Regions from separate parts of the Mus musculus genome. Here region 2 is linked to region 1. The links are chromatin loops, found by intact Hi-C in ENCODE. Cell type or tissue: gastrocnemius. All regions are shown on one strand. Each heading gives the region's core, and the rest is flanking DNA. Links, peaks and the distances in the headings are about the cores only. Region 1 has its middle 62 kb from the start of Trpa1. Region 2 holds the start of Msc (musculin).

Region 1 (2,908 bases), core at 290-2,789:
TGCAGAATGGTCCAGCCACCTTTGAAGCAGATGCTATGTGAAAGCTTTCTGGAAATTATGCTTAGCACCAGTCCTTCTCTGAATGACAGAACTACCACTAGGCTATAGATACTCCTTCCTTATTCTGTGTCATAAAAAAATGAAGAACATGCATGGTACATTACATTACTCACTTGTAAGTGACTATTAGCCATACAATACAGGATTCCATTGTTACAATCTGCAGACCCAAAGAAGCTAAATAACAAGGAGAGCTCAAGGAACCATGCTTGAATTTCACTCAGAAAGAGAAACAAAATAGTTGTTGGAAGTGGATGGATGGAGGGAACTGGGTGGGAAAGGGGATGGGGAGGGAAAGAGGGGAAGGGGTATATCAGGTGTAGGGAGAGGTGGGGAGAGAAGAACAGGCCAGAAGGGTGAACAGAAATCAGCGGTGGGTGGGGTTATGGAGGTTGGGGGTAAGAGCAAGGATGTCTACGACTTGCCAGAGACTGGGGTAGGGGAGGCTCCAGGGAGTCTTTAGCTGAGACTCATAACAATGAGGAATATGGAGCCTGAAGTGGGCCACCTCCTATAGCCAGACAGGACTCCTAGTAGAGGGATAAGGACAGCAACCTACCCGCAAAACCTTTGATTCAAAATTTGTCCTGCCTACAAGAAGGTGAGGGACAAAGATGGAGCAGACTGAGAGAATGGCCAACCAATGACTGGCCCAACTTAAGACCCATCCCATGGGCAAGCACCAATCCCTGATACTATTAACAATACTCTGCTATGCTTGCAGAAAGGAGCCTAGCATAACTGTCCTCTGAAAGGTTCCACTCAGCAGCAGATGGAAACAGATACAGAGGCTAACACCCAAACATTGGATAGTGCTGAGCAAGTCTTGTGGAATAGTTGGGGAAAGGCTGAAGGACCTGAAGAGGATAGGAACTCCACAAGAACACCAACAGAGACAACCAAGTTTGGGGGTTCCCAGAGACTGAACCACCAACCAAAGAGCTAGCATGGGCTGGACCTAGTGCCCCCCCAACTACTGACCCCTGTGTGCACATATGCAGCATATGTGCAGCTCAGTCTTCACGTGGGTACCTCACTTCATGTGGTACCCCAACAACTGGAGTGGGGGTTGTACCTGACTCTGTTGCCTGTCTATGAATCCTGTTATTCTTACTGGGACGCCTTGTCTGGGCTCAGTGGAAGAGAATCTTCCTAGTCCTGCTGGGACTTTTTGTGCCAGGATGGATTGGTACAGGGGTGGGGGGCTGGGGTGGCTTCTCAGAGGCGATATGGGGGGAGGGGGAAGAGGAGGTGTTCTTTGAGGGAGTTACTGAGACAATAGGTGGATGATATTGAGATGTAAAGTGAGTAAATAAATTAATGGAAGACAAAAAGAGAAATCTGTTTTCATGCTGCAACCTGACCAGCCTGCTCGGATTAGCTGCCGCACTCCTGTCACCTGCTGGCCTCTTTTAAAATAGCAGCTTTTCAGCACACATTCTTGGTTGGCCTGTTTGCAGTTTTGCATTCTATCCCTCCCTCCCTCCCCCACCCCACCACCACCACCACACACACATCGTACTACCCATGGTCTTTAATAAACCATCTTATAAATCAATGGAAAAATTATAGTATGCATTTCTACCATATGGCTTGTGAAGTAATTAAAATATAAAGTAATCAATTACATTAGCTGTTTGGAAAACACACACACACACACACACACACACACACACCATGGCACCCCTTCAGGAACGTGGGTATCATCCAAGAGAAGATAAAGGCTTGGTGAGGCCACCAGGAATGTTTCTTGGGCATAAAGAGCACAGACTGTGGGTTATATAGACTTGCCACGCAGGTGGGTTCCTCAAACATTGGCAAAGTAAGGGGGCAAATACAGAGAAAGCCTTTCTTGCTCTATTCTCTGTGTTAGGGAAGACCAAGGCTCCCAAGGCTGGACAGTGTTGAAAACACTGATCACTGCTGTCTGTGTGACTGACACCGAGCAGTGAAGCACCAGGTTAGCTACCCCAGTTGTATCCCCAAAGGCGTCAATGGAGAAACTGAGGAAACTGTTGGAATTTAAGAATCATCATCCAGACTCCTGGATTTACAGAGGCTGACTGACTGCTGCATGGCAAAGCCCAGGCAAGTCTGCAGAGAAGAGAAGAGGCGTGAAGAGAGCATTGCTATGCAGGGCTGGTGTGTGAGGGGCAGGTTTCTTGATCATTCTCTAGGGGAATTGTTCTCAACCTTCCTAATGCTGCAACCCTTAAATACAGTTCCTCATTTTGTTGTGACCCCCAACAGTAGAGTGATTTCACGACTACTTTAGAACTGTAATTTTGCTACTGTTATGAAGCGTAATATAAACACCTGATATTGAGCCCACAGAGGGATCGCAACCAACAGTTTGGGAACTGTTGCCCTAGGGAGCCAGTTCTATAGCAGTAGGGTGTGGCAGAATTATTAAGCACAGTCTCCCTGGTCCCATTCCATAGTCCCTAGTTCTTCTTAAAGCTCTGAGAATCAGCACTCTTCAGTAATCTCTGAGCATCACTAGAGCCCTGGCCCGGGAACAGCTCTTGAGGAGCACAGCTCTGTGAGCAGGAAGCAGAGGCATCGCTGCTTTCATTTACTGCGGTGCCGATTTCTCAGCACAAGTAAATCTAAACTTGAAAGGTATTTTCCATCCTGGACAGTGAGCTGATTAGGACCAAGCAATAGTCTCATAAGTCAATTGAAAATAAAAGCAAAATCCTGGACCTCTGAAAGACATCAATGATTTTTTTTTCCTGACTGAGTAGGCTAATTTTCTTTCCATACATTGTGTGTAAGATGAAAAGATGCTTCACATCTCTGTGTTGCTCTGTTTAAGAACAGTTAAGCAATCCTTAGCTACTGACCA
Region 2 (2,908 bases), core at 321-2,820, 230 kb before region 1:
GGGACAGTGTGGGTGGGAAGGAGCTGAGACCCCATAAACAAGCTGCACTCACTGAATGGAGACCCAACACTGATTAAACAGAGGAGGGAACTCAGGAAATGAACCCCAGTCTGCAGAGATTTCGAGCAAAACCAGCACCTGGAGTTAATGTCTCCACCTCAACATGTCCTGCCCAGGAAGAGTATGCCACTGTCTGTAGCAACACTGCCCTTAGTGACAGGCCCCCGAAGAGCTCTAATGCCGGCCTTCTTTCTAGTGCTGGGAAACAGCTCTCATCCACGGTCACAGAAGGACCTGGCTGTGCAGGACCTTGCCATCAACCACAAGGCAATCAAGATTAGCTTCAAAACCAACCCGTTTCTGCACTGGACTCAGATAGCAGGCAGGGGGTTGTGATCAGAGCTAAAGCCCTAGGTTTTTACCTGGTCCACGTATTCTTCCCCTGAAACTGGGCTTTCTTTGGTTACAGAAGTTTGCACTGATTTGGGGCACCCATGGCCACCTGCGCTCCAGGAGGGCAAACCACACTTGTCTCCTGTCTTGTTCACAGGCCCAGGGAAAGGAGAAGGTCCAGAATCCAGTGGGACTTCCTTGGCCCAGTCCTTTGCGTTTACCACAATCCATCTAACTGCCCTGTCCCTCTAAGCGGAAGTTCCACAAAGCCTGTTGGCTGCAGAAACGTCTTTGCTGTCAGAGTCTGGGCGTCCAGAGACCACGAATGGCCACGTCTGAAAAAATTGAAATGAGCATCAGTTACGGAGGAGAAACGATCACAAAATGAAACCACTTTCCCAAGGGAATCCCGGCGGTCCCTCGCTTTTATTAGCGTTCTGGAAATGTGTGTGTCTTGTCCTTTGATTAGATTTTTAATCCTACTGGTTACTGATTATTTGAGAGCGACAGCGTACCTTCATGCTTTCCTCATGGGTTGCCCACATGATTTTTCTGTGAAAAGGGCGAGAGTTTAGAATTCTGTGATTTAATGTCCCCCTCCCTCACACACACACACACACACACACACACACACACACACACACACACGCTGCATTCCTTTTTAAATAGGTTTGGATGAGATCTTTCCCAAGCTCATGGAGCTGGCAGGTTAGACAGGGACTTTCCGGACAGTCGCGTCCAGGAAAACTATGTTGCATTAGTGTTTTCTTTTGTTTAAACCACTCAAACGTTTATTTAAAAAAGTTAGGTTCTCCCAATCTCCCCCTTCCCCCTTTAAAGAAAGCAGCACTGGCGATTCAACCCTGCTAGGTTGTTGTCTGGAAAAAGTTGGGCAACTGAGTTTTTGTTTGTTTGGTTGGTTGGTTTGTTTTGTTTTTCCAACTTGGCCTAAAAACTTAGAAATACTCCCAAGTGGGAAGCCACACTTTATCCCAGAAGTAGGGTGTTAACAGATAGCAGTCGCCAGGCAAAGGACCAGGACATTTTCAGATGGCTGGATGATTTTCTCCCAGCAAATGGCTGGCTCCTCTTGCCTTGATTCGGAGGTCACTGAACCAGATTCCTTACCACTGGTTCCAGAAACCTCCCCTCTTGGCTCTTCGTCTGGGGCCGAGCCAGCCCTGGGCCCGGGTAGCGCTCTGGGCTGCTGTCCCCCGGCCTCGAGCGCAGCATCCCTACCAGGTTCACAGGGTGCACATAGCTGTCCTCGTAGCGGTCCTCCTGCAGCAGCTGGCGCAGGTGCGCGATGTAGCTGGAAGCCAGGCGCAGCGTGTCCAGTTTGGAAAGCTTGGTGTCGGGCGGCACCCAGGGCAGGCTGGTCTTCAGTCTGGAGAAGGCTTTGCTCAGCACGCGCATCCGGGCGCGTTCGCGGGCGTTGGCCGCATTCCGCTGCGACTGCTTGCACTCTGCGGCCGAGCCCTTAGGCGGGAGCGGCTTCTTCCCCGCACCGCCTGCGCGGCCACCTGCGCCGCCAGCGTCAGCCCCACGGAGCCGCTTCCTCTTGCATCCTCCCGCGGCTCCCAGGGAGCCGGGCTCCTCTTCACCGTCCTCCTCTTCCGCAGAAGAAATGTCGCTGGGCGAGCCGTAACCGCGCTCCATGCGGAGCAGGGGCGGCCTCTTGGAGGCCGGGGCCGGGTAGACCCTCTGCAGCCCCCTCATCTCCGAGTCTTCGGGGTCACTCACCGAGCCGGTGGACATCGCCTATTCCCCGGCGCCCACGCGCGCGCGCCTTTCTCCTCCCCGGCCAGTCTCGCTTTCTCTGGCTTCTTCTCTCTGACAGAGGATGGGGTGTGGGAGAGCCCAGGGGAGGACCAGAGACCAGGGCTTGCCTCCGCACTGAGGCTCCCCTGTGAGCTGGGCGCCTGGAGTGGGCGCGATCTGCTGCTGACCCTGTAGCCCAGGGCTCTGCTGAACTTGACTCCGGATCCAAAAGTACAGCCGCGAGCTGAGCCTTTTGACAGGACTATTTATCTGTACTCTTAGGGAAAAGCCACCCCCCTCCCCCTCGGCAAAGTAGAGGGGGCTTGAAAGGGGGACAAGAGGTGGGGCAGGGGCGTGGAAGGGGTGGGGATCGTTTTTTCCCCCCTGAACCCTGCGGTTAGCGGGGCGGGGGCAAGGAATGTTTGCGCGCAAAGCAAAGACTTAGGCCTCTACGCCCACGACTGACCCTCAGAGTATCTGTGCGAGGTAAGTGAGATTTGGGAACAAAAAGAAAAGACCTTGTTCCTACTCATTCCATTTTCACCTGCAGCTGGTCTTAGTGGGAACTGAAGAATCTGAGCATGCCCAGTGCGGCTTGTCTCCCAGTGTGTTCCTGGGGACCTGTCATTCAAGTTCATTACTCAAGATGTGTGTTTGCTTATCCAAGGCTTCATAGAACGAGTACAGAGAAAGAGCAAAAACTAAGGAGCAGCTCCAATGACCCATCTCTTGACCCCCATCCCCCCTCCGCCCC

What was found. A loop is a pair of places that touch in the nucleus more often than their neighbours do. Peaks named below come from ENCODE experiments on the same cell type or tissue, not always from the same donor. Only the 100,000 strongest peaks of a DNase experiment are listed, where the experiment ranks them.
Region 2: a loop joins it to region 1, with 5 times the contacts of the local background. A loop is called at or near these places in 11 of 42 quality-filtered maps.

The regions. Positions count from the first base shown.
Region 1 is chr1:14,979,053-14,981,960 of GRCm38, forward strand. No RefSeq gene overlaps it. Among named protein-coding and RNA genes, the nearest start is that of Trpa1, 62 kb to the left of the region's middle. In gastrocnemius, for the core only: a CTCF peak has its summit at 1,436 (motif pointing left); a DNase peak (open chromatin) is centred at 1,464.
Region 2 is chr1:14,753,598-14,756,505 of GRCm38, forward strand. Msc (musculin) reads right to left here and starts at 2,369. Exons shown (of 2, transcript NM_010827.2): 1 at 1,633-2,369; 2 at 1-728. The coding sequence starts at 2,151. The coding sequence ends at 642. It overlaps Gm9947 (a long non-coding RNA gene), which reads left to right and starts at 2,390. Exons shown (of 4, transcript XR_003947744.1): 1 at 2,390-2,640. In gastrocnemius, for the core only: no CTCF peak of the experiment used is centred there; DNase peaks (open chromatin) are centred at 1,758 and 2,235; H3K4me3 peaks cover 2,500 bases; H3K27ac peaks cover 2,305 bases.